4 separate regions of the Homo sapiens genome follow, and regions 1, 3 and 4 are each linked to region 2. The links are chromatin contacts, found by Hi-C or POLR2A ChIA-PET in ENCODE. All regions are on one chromosome and are shown on one strand. The core of a region is the stretch at or near the end of the contact, and the rest is flanking DNA. Distances in the headings are between cores, read along the strand shown. Region 1 overlaps LRRC2 (leucine rich repeat containing 2). Region 2 holds the start of KIF9-AS1 (KIF9 antisense RNA 1). Region 3 overlaps DHX30 (DExH-box helicase 30). Region 4 holds the start of DHX30 (DExH-box helicase 30).

The links. Hi-C counts contacts between places; a loop is a spot of excess contacts on that map. ChIA-PET counts read pairs that join two places held with the same protein, here RNA polymerase II (POLR2A). Pooled maps may share reads with other maps.
Region 1: a pooled map shows a loop between it and region 2 (6-fold over the local background). The contact joins the enhancer-like site here to the promoter of KIF9-AS1 in region 2. A Hi-C loop is called at or near these places in 2 of 37 single-sample maps with no recorded cell type and 6 of 50 pooled maps. POLR2A ChIA-PET finds 5 or more read pairs at or near these places in 1 of 52 experiments (PC-9).
Region 3: a pooled map shows a loop between it and region 2 (3-fold over the local background). The contact joins the enhancer-like site here to the promoter of KIF9-AS1 in region 2. A Hi-C loop is called at or near these places in 2 of 50 pooled maps. POLR2A ChIA-PET finds 5 or more read pairs at or near these places in 3 of 52 experiments (CD4-positive, alpha-beta T cell, CD8-positive, alpha-beta memory T cell and naive thymus-derived CD8-positive, alpha-beta T cell).
Region 4: a loop to region 2 is called in a map of CD8-positive, alpha-beta T cell, with 10 times the contacts of the local background. The contact joins the promoter of DHX30 here to the promoter of KIF9-AS1 in region 2. A Hi-C loop is called at or near these places in 1 of 168 maps with a recorded cell type or tissue (CD8-positive, alpha-beta T cell) and 9 of 50 pooled maps. POLR2A ChIA-PET finds 5 or more read pairs at or near these places in 2 of 52 experiments (MCF 10A and naive thymus-derived CD8-positive, alpha-beta T cell).

Annotation. Positions count from the first base shown.
Region 1 is chr3:46,537,574-46,540,914 of GRCh38, forward strand. It overlaps LRRC2 (leucine rich repeat containing 2), which reads right to left. Exons shown (of 9, transcript NM_024512.5): 4 at 1,472-1,628. Among named protein-coding and RNA genes, the nearest start is that of LRRC2-AS1, 18 kb to the right of the region's middle. RefSeq lists an enhancer at 1,489-1,548. Within about 2 kb of position 1,343, at least 16 of the 41 ENCODE cell types and tissues checked have a DNase peak (open chromatin) inside an H3K27ac peak, as active enhancers do.
Region 2 is chr3:47,162,654-47,165,835 of GRCh38, forward strand. KIF9-AS1 (KIF9 antisense RNA 1) reads left to right here and starts at 1,717. Exons shown (of 7, transcript NR_033373.1): 1 at 1,717-1,944. SETD2 (SET domain containing 2, histone lysine methyltransferase) reads right to left here and starts at 1,460. Exons shown (of 21, transcript NM_014159.7): 1 at 1,201-1,460. The coding sequence starts at 1,271. RefSeq lists silencers at 753-1,062, 1,113-1,862, 1,913-1,962.
Region 3 is chr3:47,823,610-47,826,611 of GRCh38, forward strand. All of the region lies in intron 4 of DHX30 (DExH-box helicase 30), which reads left to right. Among named protein-coding and RNA genes, the nearest start is that of DHX30, 22 kb to the left of the region's middle. RefSeq lists a silencer at 1,197-1,486. Within about 2 kb of position 1,327, at least 29 of the 41 ENCODE cell types and tissues checked have a DNase peak (open chromatin) inside an H3K27ac peak, as active enhancers do.
Region 4 is chr3:47,801,735-47,805,128 of GRCh38, forward strand. DHX30 (DExH-box helicase 30) reads left to right here and starts at 1,404. Exons shown (of 22, transcript NM_138615.3): 1 at 1,404-1,478. RefSeq lists silencers at 975-1,824, 3,002-3,198 and an enhancer at 1,549-2,074.

The DNA of each region.
Region 1 (3,341 bases), core at 93-2,592, 630 kb before region 2:
TCAGTCAGTGGGTCTCTCCAATTTGCAAAATAAAGGGGCAGGAGGTAAATGACCCCTTACATGTCAAAAATGGTACTTTTCAGTCATAGAAATTCTAAGGTCCTTTCTACCTTTCCAGAAACTAGGCAAGGAAACAGAAGTACTTATCCTTGTTGGGTCTAAAATTTGATTTTACCCTGCTTAGAAGCTAATAAATTTTGCCTATTCCTGTTTCATGGATACCGACAGAAGACACGAGGCTCCTGGTCCAACACAGCATACTGATGTGAGTTGCACTTACAGCTAAGTTTACCAAGCGTGATGCAGATGGCCTGGATAGATGCTATGCACATATACATCACAGCTGAGAACCCTGAGCTTGGGGAACCCACCACTTTTACAGCAAGTGGTTAGCAAGGCTGCTCTTTGCCTGGGAGCAGGTGTCTCCTCATCCCTCAAGGTTAGTACATGCATATGCATCCCCAAGATCGGCCTGGGTAAGAGGGTGGTCAGAGCCTTGTAGTCTTGACACAGCCAGCAAGACATGTATGAACACCAGAGGCTCCACAAGCCACCTGTCCCACAGGGTCTTGGCTTCTGGTAAATTTTCACATAACTATGCGAAACCACTGGTCCCAGGGCACATGTGTAAGAATGGAGCTCCATGCAGCTCCAGACCTTCACTCCTTGCACCCCAGGAAAAAGAGAAGCAATAATGATCACTGTCATTTTCATTTTAAGATAACACAACTGAATAATGACTGAGAATTATAAAATTTTGATCCATCAAAAAGACATCAGGCTGGTTACTGTGGCTCATGCCTGTAATCCCAGCACTTTGGGAAGCCGAGGCAGGCAGAGCACCTGAGGTCAGGAGTTTGAGACCAGCCTGGTCAACATGGTGAAACCCCTTCTCTACTAAAAAAAAAAATACAAAATCAGCTGGTGGCACGTGACTGTAACCCTAGCTACTTGGGAGGCTGAGGCAGGAGAATCACTTGAACCAGGGAGGCAGAGGTTGCAGTGAGCCGAGATTGTGCCATTGCACTCCAGCTGGGGCAACAAGAGCGAAACTCCGTCTCAAGGAAAAGAAAAAAAAAGACAACATAAGCTAAACTAGATTTATCAATGGACTAATGTATAAGAGCAATACATTACATTTCTAATAAGCATACTGCACGTTTATAGGTTTAAAACAAAAAGAAAATAAACACAGAGTTCCTAAATAAAATATTGCTCACTCATGAAACTTCTGGTTTCTGAGCAATTGGCAAGTGTCCTGTGTGCTGAGTTATACAGGCGAGACGCCGACCTCACCACCCAAAGGGATGCTGCAAACAAGCAGCTCTGGGGAGCCTCCAAACGGCCCTGCCCAACCACTTCCTGGGGAAGCTGGAGAGGAAACACGGTGTCTGCACAGTGTCTGTCACCTGCCTGACAGCTGCCTGCTTAACACACCAGAGGCCCGAAGACCCCTGCTAAGTTGACATACCGATTTCTGCTGGAAGATGTGAGATTTGGTTTTTTGGCAGATCCAGAATTCTCATCGCTTGAAATAACTGAATATATGTAGGAATGATTTGAATCAAGGTATTGCTTATGTACCATTCTCTCAGGTGTGTCTGCTCCTTCAATGAATCTGGGAGCTCCTAAAATAGAAAGAATGACATCAATCAGAACTAGCTCCTCCGTGTGCACAAAGCCGTGTAAAACCAAGCATTTATTTTAAAACAGGAAGTGAGAAAGCAGACACGAGAGCATAAAACTTAACCACCAGCACTCCAGCCATTTCAAAAAGAAACCAAAGACACCGCAGTTGTCGTCAACTTCACAACAGTATATTAGCCCTATTTCAAAACTGCCGTGAATTCATGATGTTATTAAAATTAAATCCTAGTGAACACAAAAAACCAGACTCACACTTAGAGCCACAATGTGTATTATTTATTTGCAACATACCAACTTAACATCCCCTAAGGTCTGTCTATACATTCGATTTCAAAATTTGTGCTTCGTTTCCCTTTGTCTGTAGTTGCTTTTAGAAATACTTGATAAACCTCTAATATTTGCTGTACCACATTTCCAAATATTCTTAAGAGTCTATGAAAGGGAAAAAGCATGAGAAAGACAGTCAGCTGGGACACCTGAGTTCCGGCCCAGGCCCTGCCATTTTCCAGTCACGCCACCTCCCTGGGTCTCCACTGCTGAAATGACATTGATGAACTCAGTGTCCAAGGCCTCCCCTAGCTCAAGTGTTCTGGGATAAAACTGTAAAGGTGTCAAGCAAGAAGCGTTTAAAGACTTTAAGGAGGCTATTTGTCCAGCTGAAGAAATCTAATTCACCGAGAGTTACCGAGCCCCCATTGCAGGTGAGGGGTGCTCAGCACTGAGGGGTGGGGCAAAGACGAGACACACAGGTCCCCTGACCTCAGAAGCTGACCACAACGCACCATCAGCAAAGTGGCTGGAGCACAGGGTGGAGGTGGGATGAGGTGTGGAAAACTCCATGGCAGTTGAAGGGGAGGTGGAGGGAGCAATGGAGTCCATAGTGATCCTTCTTTTTTGTACTTGGTACTTGTAATGTGCTTTACAACCATTGCCCTCCTGTGTGTGGGTTAAGCTGTTAACTTGCAAAAGTGCTTTCACTCTAGTATTATCTCATGCAACAGTACCATAAGATAGGCAAAGTGGGCCGGGCACAGTGGCTCACGCCTGTAATCCCAGCAATTTGGGAGGCCAAGGCGGGTGAATCACCTGAGGTCAGGAGTTCGAGACCAGCCTGGCCAACATGGTGAAACCCCATCTCTACTAAAAATACAAAAATTAGCTAGGTGTGGTGGCGTGCACTTGTAATCCCAGCTACTTGGGAGGCTGAGGAAGGAGAATCGCTTGAACCCAGGAGGCGAAGGTTGTAGTGAGCCAAAATAGCACCACTGCACTCCAGCCTGGGTGACAGAGTGAGACTCCATCTCAAAAAAAAAAAAAAAAATTGATAGGCAAAGTGAGCCCCTTTGGAAGAGGAAAGCTGAAACCCCAAAGACATTTAAGTGAATCACTTACAGTAAGGATCCACTACTGAGTTTGCAGAGCCTAGTGCAAAATGAAAATGCAGGCACCTTGTTAAAAATTAAGAAGTTCAAGATGGTGAGCACAGAGCATTAAACCAAGCATAGGGCCCTGTGCCGCTGCTTCTGAAGCCAACTACCTAGTTACCACCTGCCCCCTTCTCGTGGCCCTGGCAAACTGTCCCGACACCTCTTGATCTGAATGGAACCCACACCACACCAGAGGGTTGCCTCCTGGAACTGAGACAAAATGAGTTGGGTCATCAGGGAGCTGACCACAGGCTCATAATCACAATC
Region 2 (3,182 bases), core at 467-2,966:
CCTAAGGTAAAATGTGTCAAAACAGCAAAGCTCTTGGAATCATCCTGGTCATAAAAGTTTGACAGTTTCATGTGAAACCCCTATCAACCGATAAGTTTTAAATCAATAGTATATTCCTAGGTCTAACACCAGCAAACGGTGTTTAAGAACGGCTTTTCAAAACAATGGTCTCGTGAGGGTTCAGGGAAAGAAGTGACTCCAGGCTTTCTGAGATAGCAGATACAGCAGCAGATTCAGACCTCAAGAGAAATGTAAAGGTGTCCTAGACTGAAAAATTACTATTGGGCAAAACTGTGTGTCGGTTTTCCACAACATTGTCTTCTTTAGAGAATCCTCAAACGATTCTTGGTTTTTAACCAAGTCTTCACAAGAAATAGAAAGTCATCCGTTTAGGGTAAGAGATTCCTGTTACCAAGAAAATTGTGTCCGAAAGTGTGAAAATCTCACAACCTGCAAGAAAATGTATGTCCCTCAGGAGGCTTTCATTTTCAAGCGGAAAAACAAACCCGGTGTCACCTCAACAACGGGACCACACAAACCTCGCCATTACAAAACCCAAGTGCCAAAGGTGCACAATGTGAATCCGGAAGCACTGCAAGGCCAGGATCGAGTTCCCAGGAGGAAAAAATCAAACTCAGGAGTGCAGCGCGGGCCCCTCCACGGCCCGGGGGCCAGGCAACCCGCGCTAGGCCCTTCCGGTCCGAGGCGCCGCCGTCGCGGGGAGGTCGGGCGACGGGTCGAGCTTCCACCCGAGCCCGGGGATTCGCGGCCTACCCTCACCGGCGCCCTCTTGCCGGGCCCGGCACCGGCAGCTCCTCCGACTCTGCCCTTTGGCTAGCAGCGGGGCCCGGACGAGCCACGAGGAGCCCGAGAGGACCGCCGAGCCCCGGGATGGCCGGGTCGGTGCGGACACGGCGGTAACCGTAGGGACCGTGGCCGCCCCTCCCCCACCGGCCCGGCCCAACCGCCGCCGCGACACGAGCAGCGGCGCCAACGCCGGGCCCAACCGCGGGCCTGCTGCGGCCCCGGCCAAGCGGCTCGAAGTGGCGGCGCGGGCCTGCTCCCGACACCGACCGCGCGAGGCCACCGTGGGCCTGTTACTCCTCGCGCCGGCCCGCGCCGCCACCCGTCAGGACGCGCCGCCCTCGGCTGGGGATAAGGCGGCCGACAGCAGCGGGGGGCCGCGGAGCTGATACTTACTCAGGGGTCGGGTGCTCCGGGTCGTAGAAATCCCCCATCTTCGGAGGCGGCTGCGGCTGCAGCTGCTTCATCGGGAGCGGCTGGAGACGGCGACGCGAGCCCCCTCCCCGCAGCAGGGCGACGCGGGGGAGGGGAGGGGAGGAGGCCGCAGGTCCGACCGCGGCGGCGGCGGCGGCGGCGGCGGCGGCGGCAGGGGCGGCCCGCGTCGCTACCTCGCTCGTCGCTCCCTCCCTCCCTCGGACGCCCGCCAGCCGCTCTCTCCCTCTCACCCTCACACCGGGAGCGACGCACACCCCACCCGCCCCTCAGCTTCGCAGGCCCGGCCCCTTAAAGAGACACACACGGGCCACCGATCTGCCGCCAGTCGGCGTGCCTTGCAGCTGTTGGCTTGACCCCAGGCCGGGACGGGCAGAGCGGAACACTGCCCGGCGGGTCCAGGCCGACCGTGCCTGTGGCTCTCCGGAACAATAAACCCCCGGCCCCAGTGATGTGGGCCAGACCGGACCTGGAGAGGCGGCACCGCGACCCCTCCCGCAACCCGCCTGGCGGCCGGGGGCAGCGTGACCCGGCCCGCTACCGTGTCACAGCTGGCGACTGACAAACAGCAGGCGACGTCGGGAGAACTCCCCGAGACACCCGAGACATCAGCCTTCTCGCTCCGCGGCCCTGCAGGACCTGCCCGCCGGGAGCCCCGGAGTCCGCGGCAGCGCCGAGGGCCCCTCCCCCAGGCCTCTGGGCTCTGAGGTAACGCGGCCGCGGCTGCTCCCGGGCCCCTCGTCCCACTCGCCCCTCTCTTTTTTATTTTTCCTCGCCCTCTCTCTCCCTTGCCCGTTCATCTCGACCCTTTAGCAAGCATGGAAGCCCAGCGAGGCGGGGGATTGCTCGGAGGCCGAGCTCCCGGCAGCCTCCTCCGCCTTCCTTCCCGCTGTGCCCTCGGGGCTCCTACCTCCACCTCGGCGCGGCGCTCTGCCCCCACCCGAAGTCTCCAAGGCGGCAGCTCCCCTCTCCTGTGTGGTTCTTGGGGCCTTAGAGGCAATGTCATGAAAAAAAGGGTATTAATCACTTTCCTACAGAAATGATAAGATGAGACTAAGTAGAATAACTTGAAAGAGCTACGAGTTGTTATTTTTGGAAGGAGAGATAGGAACGCGTAAATCCAATAGCTAAACTTTCTAGACGCTGAAGAGTTTTTGGCGATAGATCATTTTGACATTGGGGGTTCATAGGGTTAGCGTTTTTTGTGTTGTTGTTGCTGTTGTTTTTCCACTAGAATTTTGAATCGGATTTTACCAGCAATTGGTAACGGAAAGGAAAGGATGTGTCTTCCAATTGAGAAACAGTGGTTAAAAACTGAAAGTGGGCCGGGCGCGGTGGTTCACGCCTGTAATCCCAGCACTTTAGGAGGCCGAGGCGGGCGGAGTAACTGAGGTCAAGAGTTCCAGACCACACTGGCCAACATGGCGAAACCCCATCTCTACTAAAAATACAAAATTTAGCCGGGCGTGGTGGCGCACGGCTGTAATTCCAGGTACGCGGGAGGCTGAAGCAGGAGAATCGCTTGAACCCAGGAGGCGGAGGTTGCAGTAAGCCCAGATTGTGCCACTGCACTCCAGCCTGGCGACAGAGCAAGACTCCATCTCAAAAAAATAAATAAATGAATGAAAATAAAAAATAAATTAGCTGGGCGTGGTGGTGCGCCTGTAATCCCAGCTACTCGGGAGGCTGAGGCAGGAGAATCGCTTGAACCCAGGAGGCGGAGGTTGTAGTGAGCCCAGATCGCACCATTGCACTCCAGCCTGGGCGATATAGCGAGACTCCGTCTCAAAAAAATAAAACAACAACAACAAAAAAAAACTGAAATATGATACGAAAGAATAAACATCCTTCAGTGGTTAACTTTTTAAAATAGCCTTTATATGTATGTAGGCTACAGTGTCTATTAGTGTTTTATAATCATTGTTTTTCACTTAGGGATTATTTTG
Region 3 (3,002 bases), core at 77-2,576, 660 kb after region 2:
CCTCAGCCTCCCAGAGTGCTGGGATTACAGGCATGAGCCACTGCGCCTGGCTGATTTTTTTTTAACATAAAAATCTAAACATCTGTTCAACACATGTGTTGTAAACTAGAAAAAATAGTATAATGAACCTGCAAGTACCTGTCACCCAGCTTCAACAATTAACAACTCATGGCCAGTGTTGCTTTGTGTATAGCTCTTCATTTTGGCTTCTTTAGAGGCAACTAAGAAATCATGGCATTTCAGCCTTATGCCAAATGGCTGTCAGAAAAGAGTGCTATCCTGAGGGCTTCCTCAAGTGCCACAAAGGGCTTGGGTCCTGCTGTCCAGGTGGGGCCTTTCTGTCTAGACTGTTGTCTCCTTCAGCTTTCAGATACCATTTTCTTTTCCTTTTTTTTTTTTTTTTTTTTTTTTGAGATGGAGCCTTGCTCTGTCACCCAGGCTGAAGTGCAGTGGCATGATCTTGGCTTACTGCAACCTCCGCCTCCTGGGTTCAAGCGATTCTCCTGCCTCAGCCTCCCGAGTAGCTGGGATTACAGGCGCGCGACACTATGCCCGGCTAATTTTTGTATTTTTAGTAGAGATGGGGTTTCACCATGTTGGCCAGGCTGGTCTCGAACTCCTGACCTCAGGTGATCTGCCTGCCTCGGCTTCCGAAAGTGCTGGGATTACAGGCGTGAGCCACTGCGCCTGGCGAGGAACAGCACTTTCACTGCTGGACTTTACGCTGGACCAGCTCAATTCTTGGCAGTTTCCAAAGCTGGGTGTTTTCACCTTCCCCTCCAGCCCTGGGGATTAAATCTGTTTCCTGAAGAGGTCTTCCTTGGCCTGGCTCCAGATTTTCTTTTTCGTTTTTTAAACTTTTAATAGAGTTGGGGTTTCACTATGCTGCCCAGACTGGTCTCAAAATCCTGGGCTCAGGGGATCCATCCGCCTCAACCTCCCAAAGTGTTGGGATTGCAGGCATGAGCCACGGCGCCTGGCCCTGGCTCCAGATCTTCACCAGGTTTACTTTGTAAGCCGTTAAATAAGATGGGGCTGCCAATTTGCCAGAGGCACGTGAGAGGTAGTTAGGAACAATTGGTAGGACCTAGAGGGAACTAACTTCGCTTCCTTAGATGACATTGAGCTAAGGCCTAGCATTATTTTCCCCCCAACAGCCTCATTCCATCTTCCTGCCTTCCATCCACACGACTGCTGGTTTAGATTTGCTGGAGAGTGAGCTCTGCAGGGTCCTAGCCCTGGGCAGCGCCGAGCCCGCCTACTGAAGGCCCAGGGCTGTGGTGAGCGAGGACGGGCTGCTGATGCCCTCGCCTAGGCTTGGGCTTCGGGTCCGCCCGGCCCGCAGGGGGCGCGCGGCGCTCGGGCCGGCCGCTCCCGTTCTCTTCGCCCGGTCCCTGCCGCGCACAGGCCTCGGGGTCGGCGGGAGCACGATGGCGGCCGCTAGGAGACTCATGGCGCTGGCCGCCGGCATCTCTCCGCGCCTGCAGCCGCTGGGTCCCCGCGCTGCTGGGCGACAGGGTCGCTCGCGCGGCTTCTCTTCAAGCTGCGCCCACCCCGACCACACCAAGGAAGCCGCCGAGGCCGAGTCAGGGATGGCCCCCGGCGGGCCTGGGGAAGGCGACGGAAGCTTGGTGAACGGTGAGGGCATCGGCGGGGGCGGGCGGTCCGCAGCGCCCTTGACTCCTGGGATGGCAGAGCTAGGGGCGCGGGCCGAAATCGGGCCTGGCGGCCGGGGGTCCTCTCTTCCATAGTGGCCAAGTTCGCCATCCGTCGGCGGGCAGCGGCCTTGCTGTTTGTAAAGCTTAGCGTGGCACAGGCCCGAATGGACCCTTAGAGTACCTGCTCCCGGCAAGAATAGGTGAGAGGTGCGAGACCTCGAGGGAGTGGGGAAAACGAGTAAAAGTCCAACTCCTGCCAGGATGAGTGGCCAAGGGCTAGAGCTTCTAGGGACAAGCATGCCCTCACCAGTGTGAGAAATAGCCCAAAGTAACTCCTGGGACATCAGGATCTCAAATAGAGACAGAATGACTGTTCTGGTGGATTCCAGCTTTGTGCCTCCCAAATAGTGCAGAGGATAAAACTGTTGAAAGCATCAAGGATGGGTAGAGAGCGCCAGCCTCCACCAACCTTATAGAGCTGAAGGTGGGGGCGGGGTGGTGGTCTCAGTGCAGCTCTATTGTTAAACCAGTGGGTGTAATGGGCTACTCGAAGTTGGGTCCCTCTGTGACGAAACCCCCCCCGCCCCGGCCAAGTCCACTTAGATATGGTTTCTTAACTGCTTAACTGCTTGACTCTTAGTTGCTTTACAAGTTACCGCTTAGAGGGAGACAGGATCAGGTGTCCTCCATCCTGGCCACTTGACACAGGAGTCTGTCCCAAGGAAACAGTCTCAAACCAGGCAGCAGAGTTACATCAGAACGCTTGGAAGCACTTTTTGAAAATATAGAGTCGCCTCCAACATCGCTCCCATTCTCAGGTCCCCTGTGGGGAGCTGGATGTCCATGCGGTGAAAAAGCTCCCCAGGTGATCAGTGTACACGCAGGTGCACATGTGCATATATACAGCTCCTTTTGGAGCTGCCAGAGGCTAGAGTGGAGAATGATATGGCCCCCCATGTTCCTAGCAGACCTCTTCATGACCTGGTTAAGCCTTGTGTCTGGTACAAGCTTACCCTAGGTAGATATCTCTTCCCTTTCTGCTCTGAGATTAATCCAAAAAACAAGAAAAAGAAGCGAGGTACCTCTCATGGTATCTGATGCATCAATTTTCCCCTTGATTCCAGAGAACTTGGGGGAGGAGTAATTCATGCCTGCTCAGATGTAGAGGTTTTCTTTCTTTTTTTTTTTTTTTTTTGAGATGGAGTTTCACTCTTGTTGCCCAGGCTGGATTGCAGTGGCGCGATCTTGCCTCACTACAACCTCCGCCTCCCGGGTTCAAGCGATTCTCCTGCTTCAGCCTCCCAAGTAGCTGGGACTACAGGCGCCTGCCACCAGGCCTGGCTA
Region 4 (3,394 bases), core at 154-2,653, 640 kb after region 2:
TCCGTGCAGGGATCTCTCTATTCTCCACACAACACAGCACCATGCCCTGTTCAGATGCACTAATTATTTGAATGAATAAATGATGTTCCACCCCCACACCCCGGTCTTCTAGCCAATGTAGAGAGAAAGAAAAGAGATACATGTTGAACTGTTTGCACACAAAAGTGACGGGATATGGCACTAATTCTTCATACAGCCTCAAAGGTCACATCTTTTTTTTTTTTTTTTTTTAAGTTTCATTCTTGTCGCCCAGGCTGGAGTTCAATGACACGATCTCGGCTTACTGCAACATCCGCCTCCCGGGTTCAAGTGATTCTCCTGCCTCAGCCTCCCGAAGTAGCTAGGATTATATGCGCCCGCCACCACGCCCAGCTAATTTTTTTGCATTTTTAGTTGAGACGGGGTTTCACCATGTTGGCCAGGCTGGTTTTGAACTCCTGACCGCAGGTGATCCACCCGCCTTGGCCTCCCAAAGTGCTGGGATTACAGGCGTGAGCCACCACGCCCGGCCTAAAGGCCACATCTTAAAACCATACTCTGTAAAATCCTGACCCAGCTTCAGAGCTACGCCACTGCGTTGTTTCCTTTTGAAGCTGAATTCCACTGAACCTATACTTGAACCTTATCTAGAGGACTACAGCGTGTAATTGGGACAATCCCCTTTCTCATTCCTAAGAGGTGATGTGGCCGGGCGGACCTCCAGATTTCCAGCAACTATGACTGGCACTCTCCCCGCGACCAGCAAGTGCCACCTTGTCCTTTGCCTAACGTTGTACAGTTTACGAAATCAACGAACCAACACGTTGATTTCATCTTCCCTGCAAACTGGGGAGACAAGACAAAAATGCTCACCTCCCTAAAAAAACAGATTAGAGGGGAGATGGGGAAGAGAAGAGGCGTGGCTACGAGCTGTGGCGGGGAAGGCGGGTGGAATCCCGGAGCCCGAGCTGGAAACCGTTCCCCGCTCAGCCATGACCCGGGCTGTTTATTCGCATCAGGAGGCGCGGGTGGCTCGCAGAGGGCGAGAAGACCCTTCCCGCTTTCACACTGCAGGCAGCTAAGTCGCCGAGAAAGGCAGCAACTTGACGCCCGACCCCGCCACCCAAACCCGCTCGCTCTGCGACCCCAGAGCAGCCGGCGCCAACCCGTCCCCTTCGCGACTCCGCCGGAAGTCCCGCCTGCACCGCCGCCGCGCCCCATTGGGCCGGGTGCTGGGGCATCCCGGGCGCTGGGTGCCCCGAGCGGCTACGACGAGTCCCAGGTGGGGCCGGGCTCCAGGCCCGCGGGGGAGCGGAGCCGTGCGCCGCAGGCGGGCTCCGTGACGCCGGGTGGGGAACGCCGGGCCGGTGGCGGGACTTCCGCCACGGGACTCGGAAGGGGCCGCGCCGCCGCTGCTGGGAGTTGTAGTCCGGCCGTGGTTGGGGGAGCCGCGGCTCATGCGCGGTGCACAGAGGCTTGTTTCACATCTGTAACAACAGGTGAATTGGGCTTTTTATTCTCCCCTTTCGTGCCCTCTTGAGGAGCCTGCCGCGGCCGGGGGTGGTCGTCGTGAGGAGGGGGCCCGGTCCGACCGCCAGCCTGGCGGAGAGTGGGGCGGAGACGCCGGCGGGCCCGAGGAGCAGGCCGGGCATCCTAGGCCTGCCCGGGAAGCCGGCCCGGCCGATCCGTGGGCAGCCAGGCCTCGGCCTGCCGTTGCCATGGAGCCCGGGCGGGGGCGGGGGCCAGACCGGTCCGCCGGGGCGGGCCTCGCAGCCAGGGGCTCCGCGGAGGCCGTGGGAGAGGCCGCTTCATTGGCGCAACGACGCCTTCGCCTCGGGATGCGCCGTTTCCCCAGGCAGGGCCTGGAGGAAGCCTCCTGAGTGCCCCGAGACCTTTGTCTACTTCTCCTCCTTCCCGGTGCTGCCCGGACCGTTCGTCCAGAGGGAGGCCCGGTGCCTTCTGGCCCCCCTAGTTTGCCCCCTTTTGCACCGACCTTGTCACTGGGGGAGGCCAAGGGGTGAGGTATTCTTTGTTTGCTGGTGGTAACTTGTCCCATTTAGCAGGGGAAGACCAAATGCATGTTGGGTCCTTTGTTTGCAGTGAACTGGAGTCCCAGGGGTCCTCAGAAACCCTAAGCCAGGGATATGGCATATCTAGTCGTTGTGTAGCAACATTGGTCACTTGAATTATGATTTTTCAAGGCAGAGGCTGTTTCACTTTACAACCCCACTCCATGAGGGTTTGCCATACACTAGCAGGTAGACTGCAGAAGGCCACTTACAGGCTTTCAACCTGGTTTTAGTTGCAGCTTATGGGCCAGAGTGAAATGAGACGTTGTCTGGTGATTTCCCTTGAAGTTTCTTGCAAGGTGGTAACCCCACTGTCATTGTGGGTTTTAACTACATCTTGTAATTTACACTTAAATCTTAGAGATTTAAGGCGATGTGCAGAAACTACATCCTTTGCTGCGTTTTCTACCGGTGTTGGCTCTTTATCCCTAAAAGATAGTTGCTCTTCAAGTGTTTTAATTTATGTAGCTGTGATACAAAGTTTTATTAGGGCCGGGAGCGGTGTCTCACGCCTGTAATCCCAGCACTTTGGGAGGCCGAGGCGGGTGGATCACCTGAGGTCAGAAGTTTGAGACCAGCCTGGCCAACATGGCTAGACCTCGTTTCTACTAAAAATACAAAAATTAGCCGGGCATGGTGGCGTGCGCCTGTAACCCTAGCTACTTGGGAGGCTGAGGCAAGAGAATTGCTTGAACCCAGGAGGCCGAGGTTGCAGTGAGCCAAGATCGCGCCATTTCACCCCAGCCTGGGCAACAAGAGCGAAACTCCTTCTCAAAACAAAACAAAACAAAAACCACACACAAGTTTTATTAGCTGTTGGACCTTTCTTGCCCCTTTCAGCCTTTGAAGATAACAGTATAATATGTCTCAAGGAATGAACCGTAGTACATTTAGGCAACAGCATAATATCCTGGAAATAAGAAAATTAGCCTAGTATAAGCATGGAGGGTTTTGGAGTCAGCATGCTTCAATGCTGATTTCCATCTGCCCTGAGGCAGCTATGGGATCTTGGGCAGGTTGTGTAACCTGTGCTTCAGTTTTCTTCTCTGGAAAGATAATTCCTACCTCACTGGATAGTTGCCTGGATTAAATGGGGTAAAGTCTATGGAAGTATGTTGTGAACTGTAAAAATGGTATTCAACTTTGAGTTATTGTTATTTTCCCAATCTTGAAGAGTATTATAGCTTCTTTATGTTAGATTATCATAATTATTATGGGATTAGAACTCAAAGTGGAAGTAGGTTTTGCTCTGGGCTTCCAGAAAATGCTTTTCAGGCTTACAAGGCTTTCTTTACCTTGACATCTTCTTAGATGATGTCAGAAGACTTCAGCACTTCTACAGGTGC